4 separate regions of the Homo sapiens genome follow, and all the other regions are linked to region 1. The links are chromatin loops, found by intact Hi-C in ENCODE. Cell type or tissue: HCT116. All regions are shown on one strand. Links, peaks and the distances in the headings refer to the core of each region. The heading gives the core; the rest is flanking DNA.

The links. A loop is a pair of places that touch in the nucleus more often than their neighbours do. Peaks named below come from ENCODE experiments on the same cell type or tissue, not always from the same donor. Only the 100,000 strongest peaks of a DNase experiment are listed, where the experiment ranks them.
Region 2: a loop joins it to region 1, with 6 times the contacts of the local background. A loop is called at or near these places in 3 of 110 quality-filtered maps.
Region 3: it touches region 1 in a loop (11-fold over the local background); 4 of 110 quality-filtered maps call a loop at or near these places.
Region 4: a loop joins it to region 1, with 9 times the contacts of the local background. A loop is called at or near these places in 32 of 110 quality-filtered maps.

The regions. Positions count from the first base shown.
Region 1 is chr16:27,864,949-27,870,016 of GRCh38, forward strand. All of the region lies in intron 3 of GSG1L (GSG1 like), which reads right to left. Among named protein-coding and RNA genes, the nearest start is that of GSG1L, 200 kb to the right of the region's middle. RefSeq lists an enhancer at 2,066-2,567. In HCT116, for the core only: a CTCF peak has its summit at 2,738 (motif pointing left); a DNase peak (open chromatin) is centred at 2,893; H3K27ac peaks cover 482 bases.
Region 2 is chr16:27,515,016-27,517,515 of GRCh38, forward strand. The region is part of intron 6 of GTF3C1 (general transcription factor IIIC subunit 1); the gene reads right to left. Among named protein-coding and RNA genes, the nearest start is that of GTF3C1, 34 kb to the right of the region's middle. In HCT116, for the core only: a CTCF peak has its summit at 1,008; a DNase peak (open chromatin) is centred at 986.
Region 3 is chr16:27,603,376-27,608,443 of GRCh38, forward strand. All of the region lies in intron 2 of KATNIP (katanin interacting protein), which reads left to right. Among named protein-coding and RNA genes, the nearest start is that of KATNIP, 56 kb to the left of the region's middle. In HCT116, for the core only: a CTCF peak has its summit at 2,307 (motif pointing right); a DNase peak (open chromatin) is centred at 2,336.
Region 4 is chr16:27,637,816-27,642,883 of GRCh38, forward strand. The region is part of intron 5 of KATNIP (katanin interacting protein); the gene reads left to right. Among named protein-coding and RNA genes, the nearest start is that of KATNIP, 90 kb to the left of the region's middle. RefSeq lists an enhancer at 3,305-3,946. In HCT116, for the core only: a CTCF peak has its summit at 2,154 (motif pointing right); a DNase peak (open chromatin) is centred at 2,146.

The DNA.
Region 1 (5,068 bases), core at 1,236-3,735:
GGCTCCAGAAACACAGAGATGAACAGAATGTGGTCCCTGCCACAAGGCTCAGGGTTTGGTTTGGGAGACAGGTTTGTGCTGTGAGGTCCCCTTAGACTTGGAGTCAGCTGTGATGTCTGGTGCCTGAGACCAAGATGGCGCCAGTCCCACGCATTCTTCTGTGAGCCAGTCCAACTCTCACCCCCACACTCTGGGCTCCTGACCATACTGGGCTCCAATCCAGCCATCTCCTGGGATGTCCCTTACTTCCCCCAACCTCAATCCCACTGTGCTCTAGGTCTACGAGGCCTCTGGCCCTCTGGCACCCAACTCCTGACCTGGTCCTTGGAGTGTGTTTTCCTGGATTGACTAAGAATCATCCCCAGGTTCCTTTGGCTTGATACTGTCCTGGTCACCTTGGGAAGTGTCCCCTGCCCCAGCATCACCTGAGATCCATTCCCGGCTGGGAGCCCTACAGGTCTTCTCAGCCCCTGGGGGATTCACTGCCACCTGGTGGGGAGTGGAGGTGGAAGTGGCCGCACTGGATAAATGTCAACCACAGAGCAGGGACGCTTCTTTCTTTCTCTCTCTCTTTCTATATATATATATATATATATATATATATATATATATATATATATATATACACACACACATACATACATACACACACATATATATACACACACACACATATATATGTGTGTATATATGTGTGTGTATGTATATATATATATATCTGTTTGTGCCCTAATCACTGGCAGTAAATGCACTTTTTTTCTTTTCTTTTTTTGAGACAGGGTCTTGTTCTGTCACCCAGCCTGGAGTGCAGTGGTGCAATCACGGCTCACTGCAACCTCAAACTCCCCAAGTGATACTCCTGCCTCAGCCTCCTGAGCAGCTATGACCACAGGTGCACACCACTATGCCCGGCTAATTTTTTATTTTATTTTTTTAGAGATGGGGTCTCACTATGTTGCCCAGGCTGGTCTCAAACTCCTGAGCTCAAGTGATCCTCCCACCTTGGCCTCCCAAAGTGCTGGGATTACAGTTGTGAGCCACCGCATCTGGCCAAATACACTCTTAGTTTCTGTTTCTCTCTCTCTGTGTCTCTCTCTAGTTCTGCCTTCCTGTGTATCTTTCTATTTTCCACCTCTGTTTTTCTCTGTATATCTCTCTGCCTCTCTGTATATCTCTGTATGTCCTGTATATCTCTCTGCCTCTCTCTGTCTGTCCTCTCACACACAGATACATTCTTCCCTTTCTGTAATTAATCTTGTCCACACCCCCTCTCCCGTTACATGAACTACATACAGTGTCACTGTAATACCAAATCATTACATACTTAAATACCATGAAAGTCTCAGTGCTGCCACAATATTACCAATTCTGTTACAGTCATCATCCTCAGAGCCAACCATGTATCAATCACTGTGCTGGGCACTTTATATGTGCTCACTCCTTTAATCTGCACAACCCCACCAGTAGTCTGACTATTATCCCATTTTGGAGAAGGAGTAAGTAACTGAGGCTCAGAAAGATGGAAAATTTGGCCCAAAGCACACACCTGGTGTTGAGGCCAGGATCCACACCTGAGCAATCTGCCCTCCACCCCTACCCAAATGCAGGCTCTCACTTTCACTTTTCTTTTTTAATTTTTTCGAGACAGAGTCTTGCTCAGTCACCTAGGCTGGAATGCAGTGGTGTGATCTTGGCTCACTTCAACCTCCGCCCCCCAGGTTCAAGCCATTTTCCTGCCTCAACCTTCCAAGTAGCTGGGACTACAGACTTGCACCACCATGCCAGGTTAATTTATGTATTTTTAGTAGAATCAGGGTTTCACCGCGTTGGCCAGGCTGGGGTCGAACTCCTGACCTCATGTGATCCTCCCGCCTCAGCCTCCCAAAGTGCTGGGATTACAAGCATGAGCCACCGAAACCGGCCCTCACTTTCACTTTTCTAGACCTACAATGGAGCATTTATTAGAGGGTTCAGGGTGATGAATGCAGCTCACGCCAACCCCCCTGCATTCCCCACCAGTGGCCCACCCTGGCCCGGGGGCAGAGGAGAGAGTGCCTATTTGAAGGGGCAGAAAGATTCAAATGTGTCTTCCAATCCTCTCCTACCACAGTTTCTGTAACACTCATTCCTTCAACAAGTATTTACAGAGGCCACCTTGATGTCTGTGGTACTAGGGATACAGGGATCACCCAGATAGACCAAGTCCTGCCCTAAGACTCATGCTCTAGGAGGAGGGGCAGGAATAGACGCCCACCCAGATCAATGCACAAGCTCAGTTCAGCGCACAGCAGGTGATGCAGTGCTTATGCAGGCAGGCACTGCATGGCTCTCAGCCCAGCTCTCCCACTCATGCTGTGTGACCTCAGGCATGTTAGTTAACCTCTCTAAGCCTCCTTCTCCTCATCTCTAAAATGGGGATGAGATGCCTGAGTAAAGGACCTGGCACATTGACAAAGAGGTGGGAGCCACTGGGAGGCAGAGGGTGGGCCTGGCTCCCACCTCTATGGCTCAGGGGCAGGGCAGATCAGTGAGCGCTGCCCCATGAGCTGTGGCAGGTGGTCCTCAGAGCCTGGCTACTTCCAGTCGCTGGGCAGACAGGAGTTAGACTCTCCCCACTGAGCCCTTGCTCACTGTGTGTCAGAGACTCCAGGAGCTCAGCCTTTCCCCTACGACAGGGCTTTGGCCTCGGTTTCCCTGCTGGGTTCCCCACCCAACCCACTCCCTGGGGAGCTGGATCCTATGCCTGTGCTGCCCTCTACTGGCCACCAGGAGGAGGGTACCTGCAGCGCACCCACCCTGAGGATCTCCGGCGGCCCCACCCACCCACTCGGCTTCCTCCTGAGGCCACGCCCCCTGAGGCCACGCCCCCTGAGGCCAGCCACTTCCTGGCCACGCCCCTCAAAGTCCAGCTTTCCGGCTGAGTCGGAGCCTGGGCCTAGCAGTCCTGTCCCAACCTCCTTGCGTTTCTCGCGAGACCAGGCCCAGAAATTCCCAGCATCCCTTGCTACACTCACTCCACTAAGTCCCTTAAAAACTGCCAGAAACCAGCAGTTCCTCCAGCGTAGGTTTTATTTCCAATTTTTATTGAACTTATTAAAATTCTTACCTCTTCCCACCTCCCTAAAGCCCAATTTCTACTTGGCCCTGTGCCTGGGGCCAGGCTCATTTGTATGAAAGGCCTGATGGCCTGCAGACTCCCCCAGCCCAGGCTTCTAGCAACATGCAAAGGATGTGGCGGAATTTAAATTACTAATGGCCAGCCGGGAAGGGGAAAATGACAGGGGCCTGCCCCATCTGTCCCACCTCCCGAAGACTCACTGGCTGTTCCCTCCCCAGCTAACAGGTCCTGATCCCCTTCTAGAATCCTCAGACCCTTCTGCAGGCCACTGATTTGCTTCTAACACTCCAACTCATTCATTTAACTGACATTTATTAAGCATCCTCTGTATGCAAAGCATGGGGCCAGCCACAGGGGATATGGCCGTAAATACGGCAAGGCCATTCCTCCAAGGCTAATGAGGAGAGTGACATAAACAGTGACGTGAAATCAATTATTACAAATGCTAAAATAGAAATAGATCCAGCTACCATCTAAAACTGGCACCCCATGGGCTGAATCGAACCTGCAGATGTTGGCAAGAGCTGTAAAAAAAAAAAAAGATGATATTTTGATGCCAACATTTTAAAAATTTGGAGGATTTCCATTAAAATATGGGAGTTTTGGCTTCTCTTGTAAAAAATCAGAAACGCAACACTGGGTCCACATTTCTTCTCGGCAACCCTCAGCTGGAGCTAGGCTGGAGCTGGGGCGTTTCATGAGGGCCTGCAGCTGCCAAGCCCCTCAGTGGTGCCATCGTCTGCCCGTCTGCTGCCCTCTGCCATAGCTCCTGCAATATCCCCAGCTCGCTCACTCATCCACATTCCCTCCCAGGCCACTCAAGGCATCTTGAGTTTCAGCCTCCGAGAAGGGCCTGAAGGAGATAAAAGGTCTGTGTTCCCTGGATTGGGGAAAGGCTTCCAAGGTGAGCTTGGAGATGGGGTTGGAAGGCCAGCATGTGTTCACTAAGAGGCAGAGGGAGGAGGGAAGGAAGGAGGAAGGCAGATGTGAGTGCGACAGCCAGGAGATGGGAGCAGGGCTCGGGGCCTCCCGTCCTCCCAGAGCTGGGGGTCTCCTGCATTGATGGGGCTCCTCACTGAGGATGGGCTCAGCTCTCCTCTGATCTTCTAGGACCTTCCTTGGACGGGTAAGAAAAAGGCTACAGGTGAGTGGAAGTTATGGAGGTGGAGAGAACAGAAGAAGGAGGGCCTTCAAGGCTCCGGGAATTGCAGAGGGGTTTTGAGGAGAGTCAGTGGCCTTCCCTCTCATAGGATTAACACTTTGATGATGGGCTGGTATATAGCAGGTGCTCAGTAAATGTCGGCCCATTTGCTGCTGTTTGCTCCCTGTGTCTCTCTTGTTCCTCCTTTTTCTCTCACTTCCTTCTTCCTCCCTCCATCTTTCTCTGCTTCTCTCTCTCTGTCTCCCTCCATCTCTCTCTCTCCTTCTCTCTCTCTCTGTCTCTGTCTCCATCCATCTCTCTCTCCTCTCTCTCTGTCTCCCTTCATCTCTCTCTCCTCTCTGTCTCCCTCACTCCCTCTCCTTCTCTCTGTCTCTGTCTCCATCTCTCTCTCCTCTCTGCGTCTCCATCTCTCTCTCCTCTCTGTCTTCCTCCATCTCTCTCTCTCTCCTTCTCTCTCTGTCTCTGTCTCCCTCCATTTCTCTCTCCTTCTCTCTCTGTCTCTGTCTCCCTCCATCTCTCTCTCCTTCTCTGTCTCTGTCTCCCTCTAGCTCTCTCTCCTTCTCTCTTTGTCTCTGTCTCCCTCCATCTCTCTCTCTCTGTCTCCCTCCATCTCTCTCTCCATCTCTCTCTGTCTCTGTCTCCCTCCATCTCTCTGTCTCTGTCTCCCTCCATCTCTCTCTGTCTCTGTCTCCCTCCATCTCTCTCTGTCTCTGTCTCCCTCCATCTCTCTCTCTCCTTCTCTCTCTCTCTCTGTCTCTGCCTCTGTCCATCTCTCTTTCCTTTTCTCT
Region 2 (2,500 bases), core at 1-2,500, 350 kb before region 1:
CCTTAAGAGGCTAATTGGCTAGGAAAAGATACACAGGACAGCTCTCAAAATAAACACGGGTGGAAGGCAAGAAACGGTACTAGTAAACTCATGACTCAGTGGGCAAAAAAGAGAAAAAGCCTCATAGTCTTCAAAGCTTCTGATCTTGGCTGGGAGCAGTGGCTCATGCCTGTAATCCCAGCACTTTGGGAGGCCGAGGTGGGCAGATCATTTGAGGTCAGGAGTTTGAGACCAGCCTGGGCAACAGAGCAAGACTTCATTTCCATAACAAATACAAAAAATTAGCTATAGGCGTTGGAGGTGTGCATCTGTAGTCCCAGCTACTCGGAAGGCTGAAGCAGGAGGATTGCTTGAGCCCAGGAGTTTGAGGTTGCAGTGAGCTATGATCACACCACTGCACTCCAGCCTGGGCAAGAGTGAGACTCTGTTTCAAACAAAACAAAACACAACAAAAAAAAAAAACAAAAAAAACCCTTCTTCTCCCCACCAAGTTGGTTCACCGTCCTCACCTCTCTACTAGTGGAGCAACTGACATCCATTCCATCACAGCCTCCAACAAATGGCACAACTACCTCCTGAATAAACGTTTGGAGGGAAGGTAGGGATGAACTTGGGCTCCAGAGCCAGGCAGAGAAGTGTTTCCATCTCAAGTTCCATAGCTCCCCATGTCTGTGACTTTGGGGAAATTACCAAGTATGACTCTTTGTTTTCCGATCTGCAAAATGGGATGACAGTGTTCTCTGTCTCACGGGGTTAATGTTAGCATGGCTGAGACAGCATCTGTACAGAGGCTGGCATGGAGCAATCCCTCAACATGACCACCCAGCACTTGCTGGGAGCCAGGCACCATGCCAAGGGCGGTACATGAATTAACCCATAAAATCCCACAACCCCAAGGCAGGCAGGCCCCTGTAAGCTCCATTTCACAGATGCGGAAGCTAAGGCACTTGCTCAAAGTGATGGCGCTATGTAGTGGCAGAGCTAGGATGTCAGTGAGCCCAGGCTGCCAGCCTGCAGTGGATGCACTTGGCCAGTAGGGGAGTTATTCTGAACAGTACCACCAGCACCTAGCACAGGGGAGAGGCATTACAAACATCAGTGGCATTCAAGGTGGCGGGCCCCCCCTTATTGTGAGATAAGCCCCAAAGCTGCCCTCTGGTCACGATGGCTTGACTCCTAGAGACTCGTGCGAAGGCGCCCCCCTGCTCTGGTTCTCAGCATGAGGCTCAGTTGTTGGCCATGGAGGCTGAGGGCGATGCCAGAGGACTATGAGCTGTTCTGTGCAACAGAACAATAGGCATCATCAGCCCCAGGACCCACAAGGCACCCATGACCCAGAGTGGGTGCTGTGGGTGGGCCACAGCTGAAACTGGGCCCAGCGTGAGGCGGCTGTGCTTCCAGGCCTGGAGTGACTCTCCGGATATTTTGGCCATGGGATCTGCGGCTCTGCCTGCCCCACAGGGCATAGCTGATTTATCTGCTGTGAATCCCAACTGCTCTGACTCTCTTCTGTATCCGCCCGGCAAATAAGCCCTGTTTTATTTACCCAAGCTGTGTCTGGCTCTGCTCTTTCACAACATGCCAATCACAGACACATTTTCCTTTCCCCATGCCATCACATATATACATATATATTTTTCTTTTGAGACAAAGTCTCGCTTTGTCGTCCAGCCTGGAGTGTAGCAGCACAATCACTGCAGCCTCGAACTCCAGGGCTCACACGGTCCTCCCACCTCACCTCCGAGTAGCTGGGACTACAGACATACACCACCATGCTCGGATCTTTTTTTTATTTGTTGTAGAGACGGGATCTTGCTATGTCACCTAGGCTGGTCTAGAACTTCTGGCCTCAAGTGACATTCTTACCCTGGCCTCCCAAAGTAGAGGGTTATAGTCATGGGTCACCGAGCTAAGCCTGGTGCACATCTTTCCTTTGGAAAACCTTGTGCTGGAGAGGCAGCCCAGCACTGTGGTAGGGAAGCCAGACTCTCTGCCACAGAGCTGGCTGTGAGCCCTGCTGCTGTGTCGGGTGGGCCTGGACAAGGTGGCTGACCTCCCTCAGCCTCAAGTGTCTTGCCTGAAAACTAGGGCTGGTGACAGTGTTTAGCCTTGTGGGGAGAACGGTAAGAGATTAGGCAGGTAAACGACGGAACAGTGTAGTGTGTGCCTTGTGATTCCAAGGGACCATCTGGAAGGAGTTCCACCAGCCCTGTGTGCCTTTCCCACAGTTCTAGAGTTTTACCAGGCTCAGAATTTCAGTTTTTATTATTAAAATCCCTCTGGCTCCTATTTGCCTTTTTGAAGGTGCCTGTTCCAGACTACAAGTCAGCTAAAGCCAAAAGCCACAGGGGCAGAGCAAGACCCGAATAAGCGCACGTCATCCAGGGTGAGCGAGGCCTACTGCCCCATTTAAGCTGCCACCTCAGTGACCAGCAATTCCCCTGGGAGGAACTGGGGACTTGGCTAATGGCAACCCCTGGTCCCTGGACACAGGGCTTTC
Region 3 (5,068 bases), core at 970-3,469, 260 kb before region 1:
GTTAGCTTGGCACACGCCCAGGAATGACCAAGGGCATTTTGGAGGTGAAAGGCAAGATAGAATTGGTTATATTCAGAATTTTCTCTCTAGTATAATTCTTACAAAGGTGATTTTACCCTCAGGGTACACCTCCCCAGAGAGGCCCTCTCGGAGCCCTGAGCCCCACCACCCCCAACTGCAGTGAAGGGAAGAGGGAGCCCCTCCCCTTCCTCCTGCATTCTTCTGCCCCTTCCTACTTTCTTCTTTTTTAGAGATGGCATCTCACTATGACGTTGCCCAGGTTGGTCTCCAACTTTTGGGCTCAAGTGATCTTCCCACCTTGGTCTCCCAAAGTTCTGAGATTTACAGCACTTCCCACTTCCTTTTTTTTTTTTTTTTTGAGATAGAGTGTCCCTCTGTCGCCTAGGCTGGAGTGCAATGGCACGATCTCTGCTCACTGCAACCTCTGCCTCCCAGGTTCAAGCAATTCTCCTGCCTCAGCCTCCCGAGTAGCTGGGATTATAGGCACGTGCCACCATGGCTGGCTAATTTTTGTATTTTTAGTAGAGACTGGGTTTCACAACATTGGCCAGGCTGATCTCGAACTCCTGACCTCAGGCGATCCACCTGCCTCGGCCTTCCAAAGTTTTGGGAATACAAGTGTGAGCCACTGTGCCTGGCCGCCCTTCCCACTTTCTATTCTCCATAGCACTTATTGTCAGGTGACATACAATATATTTTAATTTAAAAAACTGATTGATTGAAACAGGGTCTCACTCTGTCACCCAGGCTGGAGTAGAGTGGTGCAGTCACAGCTCATTGCAGCCTCAATCTCCTGGGCTCAAGCGATCCTCTCGCCTCAGCCTCCCAAGTAGCTGGGACTACAGGCACATGCCATCATGCCTAGCTACTTTTAAAAATTTTTAGTAGAGATAGAGTCTCACTGTGTTACCCAGGCTAGTTTGAATTGCTGGACTCAAGCGATCCTCCCAACTCAGCCTGTGAAGTAGCTTGGACCACAGGCACACACCACCACGCCCAGCTACTTTAAAAAATTTTTAGTACAGACAGAGTCTCACTGTGTTGTCCAGGCTGGTCTTGAGCTCCTGGGCACAAGTGATCCTCCTGCCTCAGCCTCCCAAAGTGCTGGAATTACACTTGTGAGTCACCGCACTCGACTGTCTTACTTTTTGGAAATCATCTGTCTTCCTTTCGCTAGAATGTGAACTCTGTGGTAGTAGAGACTTTGCTGGGCTCACTGTTGTATCTCCAGAGACTAGTTCAGGGCCCAGCCAGAGGAAGTGTTCAGCCAATACTGAAGAAATGCATCATTGTGTGAAATAAAGTCAACACCACCCACCTCCTAGGGTTGTGTGAATGTGGAAGTTCTGACTCTGTGTTTCCCAGTGTGTGTTTTGCCTACCTCTGCCACCTTGTAGGTGGCAAGTAAACATTTTCTCTTTTAGTAGGTCTGTATTTATGTCTATGGTTACCTTCTGGCAAGCAATAATTATTTTCCATTTATGGCATTAATATAAACCTTCCTTTTTAAAGTAAACTCATTCAAGTTTTGTTGTTGTTGTTTGGTTTTTGAGATGGAGTCTCGTTCTGTTGTGCAGGCTGGAGTGCAGTGGCGTGATCTCGGCTCACTGCAACCTCTGCCTCCCAGGTTCAAGCAATTCTCCTGCCTCAGCCTCCTGAGTAGCTGGGATTACAGGCATGTGCCACCATGCCCAGCTAATTTTTTATATTTTTTTTAGTGGAGATGGGGTTTCACCATGTTGGCCAGGCTGGTCTCGAACTCCTGACCTCAAGTGATCCACCCACCTTGGCCTCCCAAAGTGCTGGGATTACAGGCGTGGGCCACCACACCCGACCTCAAGATTTTTTAAGTCTTCTATCTTTGTGAGTCTGAAAGATAATTGATAAATAACACCTTGCAATTTTAGAAGAAAATTTTTCTGAGAATAAAAAGAAATGCTCGTTATTTTCCACTGGACATGGATTGAAAATGATGTTTTAGATAGCTATGTAAGAAAAACATTTTTATAAAAATACACCGTAACTGTGTCCTGGGGTCCTAGATTCTGGATCTGCCTTGGCAGTCTATAAAACCTGAGACTGAATAGAAAATCTCAAGGTATGTATTGGTAGCAATAAAGAATGGTACATAGCAGGTAGGGTAGTAATAAATGTAACTCTAAGGTATTCGAAAAATAGCCCAAACGCTCCCTTTGATTATCCATCTGGCATGCGCGTAGGATGTAATATTTTGTTAGGACACCTATCCTAGGGCGTGAGAAACTCAAATGTTTGCTGCAGTGTTTTGTGCTGTTTCATTCTACCTCTAGGGGGCAGTATCAACCGTTGCTTTAGGTCTTTGTTGCTTGGCTTCTGCTGGTGTGATGGGTGCATTGACTGCAGAGTATATTTCTGTTTTCGAGGATGGGAATATAACTGATGTGTTAGCAAATGCAGTCAAAAGCAGGCTCAGGTCAGGTGCGGTGGCTCAGGCCTGTAATCCCAGCACTTTGGGAGGCCAAGGAGGGTGGATCACTTGAGTTCAGGAGTTCGAGACTAGCCTGGCCAACATGACAAAACCCTGTCTCTATTAAAAATACAAAAATTAGCTGGGCGTGGTGGCAGACGCCTGTAGTCCCAGCTACTGGGGAGGCTGAGGCAGGAGGATTGCTTGAACCTGGGAGGTGGAGGTTGCAGTGAACTGAGATCGTGCCACTGCACTCCAGCCTGGGCAACAGTGCGAGACTCTGTCTCAAAAAAAAAGAGAAAAAGAAGCAGGCTCAGATACTTTCTCATTTAACTCATGTGCACTGAGGACGGGCTCCACAGCGCTGGGACACACAGACTCACTGGGAGAATAGAGGAACTGGCACTTGGGGTGGGTTTTGAAGGAAGGCTGTGACTTTTGTACTGTAAGATACATTTGGATCATCTCTTCTTGTGGGCTTAGGGCCATTGGAGCATTCATCAAGGTATATTTAGTCCTCTATGAAATGCTTCTCTGAGCCCTTAGACATGGCAGGAACTTTGGATTCAGACACCGTCTAGTATTTGTTCTACCACTGTACCACCCAGTACCCACTCGGGTATAAATCTCTCTCATACACACACACACACACACACAGACACACACACACATACACACACACACATACACACACACTTCAAACTGGCCCAAGGAAAGAAAGGGATGTATTTGCTCAAGTGAGTAAAACGTTAGTGCTGGCTTCGGGCATGGCTGGATATGGTGGATTAACCACCATTAAAGGATCTAGTTGCTATTTGGCCTGTCTCTCATTGTCTTCCATTCTGCTGTCTCTATGTTTGTGTCATCAGTCTTGGACAGATTTTTCTAACTTTTTTTTTTTTTGGTAGAAGTGGGATCTCACTATGTTGCCCAGGCTGGTCTCGATCTCCTGGGCTCAAGCGATCCTCCCACCTCAGCCTCCGGAAGTGCTGGGATTATAGGCATGAGCCATCGTGCCTGGCATCTTGGGCAGATTTTTCCATGGAACATTTAAGGTTGCTCATAATTGTGAACCTAAAAAGTTGGTAAAATGACTCCTTCCTTTGTGTGTGAAGAAATGACGTCTTCCTCCCTTCCCTAGTAGCCCTGGCTCATATCACTAGTAATTGTAGAGGAGGAGAGATAAGGACTTTTCCAGGAGGGTCCTTGGGAGGCATAGCTTGGGAAGCACACCTATCCCTGAACCATCACATGGCCGGGGAGATGGAATGCACTGGCCGGGCCTGCAGTACGTGCTTTCCCTTGCAGTGTTGGGAGTGTTATTTCCACCCACGCCACGTGGACTGAGAGTGGACGAAAGGTGGTTTTCCTAGAGGAAAATCAAGGTGTTATACCCAGAACAGGAATGGATGCTGGCGCCACATAAACAAGGTTGTCTGCTATCTCCACTTAGAGGCTCTGAGACCTTCAGACAATTTGCTTCAGCTTTCAAGGCCTCCATTTCCTCCTCTGTAAAATGGGCACAAGGATCTTAGAGCATAGGATTGCTGCGTGCGTTAAATAAGCACCCACAGACAGCACTGATAAACAGCAGTAAAGGATGCCTGAAAAGCTGGACCCCAGTAACTTCAAGCATTAGCTTGTCACCCATAACTCATCCCTTAGTTAGGGTGTGCAGCCTATAGGGAGGCAGCGGGGAATCAAGTGACTTGGGGGTGTGGAAGAGCTCTGTGACCCTAGACAGTCAGTGTCTTTTTTTTTTTTTTTTTTTTTGAGATGGAACCTCACTCTGTCACCCAGGCTGGAGTGCAGTGGCACAATCTCAGCTCACCACAACCTCCGTCTCCCAGGTTCAAGCCATTCTCCTGCCTCAGCCTCCTGAATAGATGGGATTACAGTCCTGCATGGCGCTAACCATCATGTCCGGCTAATTTTTATATTTTCAATAGAGATAGGGTTTCACCATGTTGGCCAGACTGGCCTCGAACTCCTGGCCTCAAGTGGTCCACCCGCCTCCCAAAGTGCTGGGATTATAGGCGTGAGCCACCACACCCGGCCACAAACAGTGGCTTCATGGTCTCAGTGTTATCCCGTCTAAGTGATGGTTCTCTGGTGAGACCTGCAGTCAGCACGGTTGGGTATCCAGCATTCTCAAGCCCTAGAAACCAGCACTGCACTCTCAGCTGCTCCTGAATGCAGCTCAGGCTTCTGCATTCACTCATCAGCCCTGTTGAGGAGAATTCCAATATGGTGGCCTCAGAGGAATACGTGATCCTTGAAATATGGACTCTGTCTTTAAGTATAACTGATTCTTGGCATTTCATTCCAATTCTAGTTTTTTTTTCCCCTAGAGAAAATTAATAACATGGCCATTGGTAAAATTCTTTTTTTTTTTTTTTTTTTTTTGAGACAGCGTCTTGCTCTGTCACCCAGGCTGGAGTGCACTGGTGCAATCATAGCTCACTGCAGCCTCGACCTCCTGGACTCAAGCCATCCTCCCACCTCAGCCTCCCAAGTAGCTGGGACTACGGGTGCACGCCACCATGACTGGTGAATCTTTTTTTTTTTTTTTTTTTTGTATTTTTGTAGAGATGGGGTCCT
Region 4 (5,068 bases), core at 1,132-3,631, 230 kb before region 1:
AGTAGAGCGCCACGTTTGGGTTCATATTTTGGGTTCATGTGTGCAGAAAGGACCGCCCATGGGAGCAAGGGGCTACAGGAGGACCAGGAAGCCTTTGAAGCAGGGCTACGTCTCTCTCCACCAACCTTCCCCAGCCCCCGTCCTTGCACTTCTGTTCCCTGTCCCTGAGCTGCCGCCAACTCGTAGCTTCAGTGTTCCCCTGATCCATCGTGCCTTCTCCACACACGGTTTTACACTCCCTCCATATTTGTTAGTTGAAAGTTTCCAAGACAGAGACAGTCTGAATCTCTCAGCTCATCCCTTTCTCAGGGCATGGCCTGGGCTGCTGCTGCTTAGCCTGGATGAGGCACCCCCTCCTACCTCCATCGGCTATGACTAGAGCCCCTCAGAGACCAGTTCATTTGGTGCAAACCCTGCCTGCCCTGGCCACATGAGCAGGAACCATGAGTCCTATAGCTTCTTGTCAAGAAGGCTGGAGGTAGCAGAGTGAATAGACTGGGGGTGCCAGCTATACCATTATTACCGTCATGAGGAAGACAGGCTGGATTGGTTTGCTCTGGCTCCAAGAAGTGGAGTTAAGTCCAAAGTTTCTCCATGGTAGACAGTCCATGGAGACAGAGTCTTGGGTCCATGGGATGGAGAGGAAGACAATCTTTCTATCCTAACCCTTTTGGATGGGCTCCTGCCATGCTTAGGGGCAGCCAAGGTAGGCAGAGTGGTCAAGGCAGCCAAGTCCCCAGTGGCCAGTGGCCAGTTCTCAAAAGCTGCTCCACCAAGAGAGGGACCACAGTCCTCTCCCGGTCTTGGGGTTTCACTTGTAGGGCCATGCCAACCAGGAGGTATCAGTGGGGCCACACGGTCGCCTTGTGTATTCACATTGGTCAGCAGGGGACACCGTGGTGGGATGCAGTGGTCCCAGTGCACAGTGAGCACCTGCAGTCCCAGCCTTATTCACAGTCCACACAGCCCCCTTGCCTCCCCATTCACCCTCTGTACTCTCCTCCTGGCTGTCTTGCTGGATTTTTTTTTTTTTTTTTTTTTGAGACAGGTTCTTGCTATGTAGCCCACACTGGTCTTGAACTCCCGGGCTCATGCGATCCACCCACCTTGGCCTCCTAAAGTGCTGGGATTAACAGACGTGAGCCACTGCGCCCAGCCCTGAAACTCTCTTGAATCACACACCCTGTTTCTACTGACCAAGCCCAATCCATTCACCGCCTCCAGGAGAACAGGTTTCTCTTCTTACGGTCTCACCCAACAATAAGAAAGCACATTTGGGTAGAGCTGCCCTGACAGGAGGGGCTGCGTCAGGTACACTGGCCTCCAGATCCCTTGACCAGAAGGTCACAGAGTCATCCCAACTCTGGCTCCTGGCCAAGAAGCCGATGACTTCCACCTGTAAAACCCTTCCCAAGCCCCTCAGATTCCTGGGGGTTTGGGGAGGATCATGGCGATGGCTGTGTTGGGCTCCCGAGCTGCCACCTTCCCTGTGGAATGGGCTGGTGGTGATGTATGGCCTCTTGTTCATACTGTCCTTTTCCCCCCACCACTTCTGGGCCTTAGATCTTTATGCTGCTATCTGTGGATTAAGATTTATGGCTTCCTCAGCCTTGTAATACTTGGGTGGACAGCGGCCTAATCAACAGAGCCGTCGTTTACCAAAATGCTGTCAGATTTGATGAACGTCATCGGCTCTTAGCATTAAATTGCTAGTGAAGGGATTGGCCTTCCAGCAATTTACTGTGGGGTGGGCGTTCCTTAAAGGTCTCTAAAGCAAGTTCATTGCAATTATTAAAGCAGAGGCTTTGCTCTCACTCAGCCACCATATCCTGTGTCCTGTTGTGGCCTGTGCAGCTTCAGCACCTTCAGAAAATCTCACAAGTAAAAATGGGAAGTGTTGGGGGCCCTGTCTCTTGTTATCTTCCTTCTGAGTTCTGAAACCCTTGCAGTGAGGACGACAAATGAAACAAGCCGTAAAGCATTGGCCTTTCCAGTGACCTTGCACAACACAGACTGTCAGAGTGGGGAGCACTGCTATTTCTAAGAGATCAGACAAATCAGGGATGAACACATCAAGTCAGCCGGACCTCCCAACCCTAGACCTACCTTTGTCAGTGTTTTAGAGCTCTCGTACCTCTAGAGGGAGCCATTTGCATACTGCACAACCCACACAACCATATGGGGCAGCCCCCAGCCTTGCTCTTTTTTTCTACTTGACAATAAGCTTTAATGCACACCTTTTAAAACAGTTTGCGAAGAGGGGTGGCAGATATGAACAAATAACTCTAGGCATGAACTGGGCTGAGTGTGGGCCAGGTATGAAATAAGCTGGCCTTGGGTTGCAAAAAGGAACATGGATTTGGGGATGTCACTGCTTTTAAATCCTCCTCCCCCATATGATTGATACTGCAAGGGTCTACCCAGGTCTGGGTGCTGCAAGTAGGCAAGAAAGAGCAGCCGCTTTGAAACACCCACTCAGGTACAGCAGCGTGCCAAGCGGGGAGCTAGCCAGGTGCACAGTCATCATCCCTTGCAAGGGCGTGGAGGTGGGAGGCAGGGAGCCATGCACGGCCTGGGGGGCTGGGTTGGAACCTGCCAGCCTGGGCTGCTCACTGGAGGTGAGCCTTCCGTGTGGGCAGGGCTGCTTTCAATCTCCTCCCAGTGGTGGCAGAGGAGCCTCCCTGGGGCTGGGGGCGGGAGAGCAGGCCAGATGGAGGGACTATTTATTCCCCTCTCCAGCACCCACTCAACATTAGAAACTCTTTCTGGACCACATTAATTTTGTCACATGTTGCTTCATAAACACATTCTCCCATTATGTGTGCTGTGTGACCTCCTTGAGGGCAGGGCATTGGTTTTTAATTTTTTTTTTTTTTTTTTGTATCTTCCTGTGTTTTCAGAACCTTGTATGCAGTCGGCGCTCAGTAAAAGCTTGCTGATTCAGTGCCTTAATGCCGACTGCAAACCTGGGTCCTGACACCTCTGCGAGGTGAGCAGTAGTGCTAAAGGGAAGACGGGAAAACCACAGACGAGAGAGAGGCCGGGCGCGGAGGCTCACGCATGTAATCCCAGCACTTTGGGGGGCCGAGATGGGTGGATCACCTGAGGTCAGGAGTTCGATACCAGCCTGGCTAACGTGCTGAAACCCTGTCTCTACTAAAAATACAAAAACATTAGCCGGACATGGTGGTGAATGTCTGTAATCCCAGCTACTCGGGAGGCCGAGGCAGGAGAATTGCCTGAACGCGGGAGGCAGAGGTTGCAGTGAGCTGAGATCGCGCCATTGCACTCCAGCCTGGGCGACAGAGTGAGGCTCTGTCTCAAAAAAAAAAAAAAGGAGAGAGAGAGACCTGGGCTTTCCTTGAACATTAGAGCTCTCTTTCATGCTTTCAGTTCAAATCCAAGGCTAGCAGAATTGTTCATCCCGATTCTTGGTTATCTTAAGTTCAGGCACGTTTGGGTCCAGGAGCTCAAACGATATAATGACCTATTCTTCATCTCTCAACCCCCCCTGTGCCCCATGTGGTACCAAGACAAGCCACCAGCAGCTGCCCACTTAGGTTCCGCCACCCTGCTACCACATCTCTTCCATGCCCCAGAACCAGTCACCCAATCACTGGGGGGACAGGGGAATCGCATGCTCTGATTGGCTAGGCCTGGGTCACGTGCTTCCACCCCTTGGGAGGACTCAGTGCCATGTGAACCTCTTAGGGCCCGGGCAGGAAGTGGGGAGCAAGACACCATCTCAAAAAGCGAAAACAGGGTGCTTTTACCAAACACAGGGGAGTATGTGCTGGACAGGCAGAAGCAACGGCTTCCACCACAAAGCCTTGTCGATCTCCTGATCTTATGCTATTGGAAATTGAATGTGCGTGCGTGTAAATGACCTGGGATACTGCTCAGGTTTACATTCTGATTCCCAAGGCAAAGGAGGGGCCTGGAATTCTGCATTTCTCACAAATTCCCAGGAGATACCAATGCTGCTGGTCCGTGGACCACACTTAGAGTAGCAGGGCCCTAGTCCAGGCCCCCTTTTTCTGGACAAAGGACTAGAAACCCATGGGGAGGCCAGGCCGCACCCTAGGCCCTGGCCGGTGCTGGTGAGTCAGGCAGCTCCTCAGGCCTGGGCCCCGTGCCCCGTGGTCCCTCCTCCTTGCCCCTTCTCGAGCCATCTCTTCCCCGGCTAGAAGGCCTCCTGGTATTTGGATGTAAATTGAGTAGTTTCTGGGGAGGAGGGAGGAGCATGCTCTCCTGGGAGGTATGGTAGAAAATTGCGGCACTATTCACAATAGCAAAGACTTGGGACCAACACAGATGTCCAACAATGATAGATTGGATTAACAAAATGTGGCACATATACACCATGGAATACTATGCAGCCATAAAAAATGATGAGTTCATGTCCTTTGTAGGGACATGGATGAAGCTGGAAACTATATGTCCTTTGTAGGGACATGGATGAATGCTGGAATCATTCTCAGCAAACTATCGCAAGAACAAAAAACCAAACACCGCATGTTCTCACTCATAGGTGGGAATTGAACAATGAGAACACATGGACACAGGAAGGGGAACATCACACACCAGAGCCTGTTGTGGGGGGCCTGCTGTGGGGCCTAAAACTTAAAGTATAATAAAAAGAAAAATTCAAATCAATGATGAACTTCAAAGCCGTTACAGCTTCATCCCAGTCGAGGTAGGAAGACCTCCAGGAATCTCCGGGCCTGGAAACCCCCGGTTTTGGTTATATGTTCCGGGTAGTGCTTTCCCTCCACAGCCCTAGCGCCGAGGGTAACACATGTGCTAAGACCGAGTTGATAGGGCCTGGGAGGAAGCTGCGCCATATGTGGAGCTGGAACCCAGGGCAACATGGGACACCAGGGAAGTTCTCTAATCCCAGTCCAAAGGCCTCTATAGCCCAGGCTGGACACATTGTTTTTTAATTTTTAAAAAATTTTTTTTTTTTTTTTTTTGTGGAGACAAGGTCTCACCGTGTTGCCTAGGCTGCTCTCAAAATCCTGGCCTCAAACAATCCTCCCACCTCAGCCTCCTGAAGAGCTGGGATTAG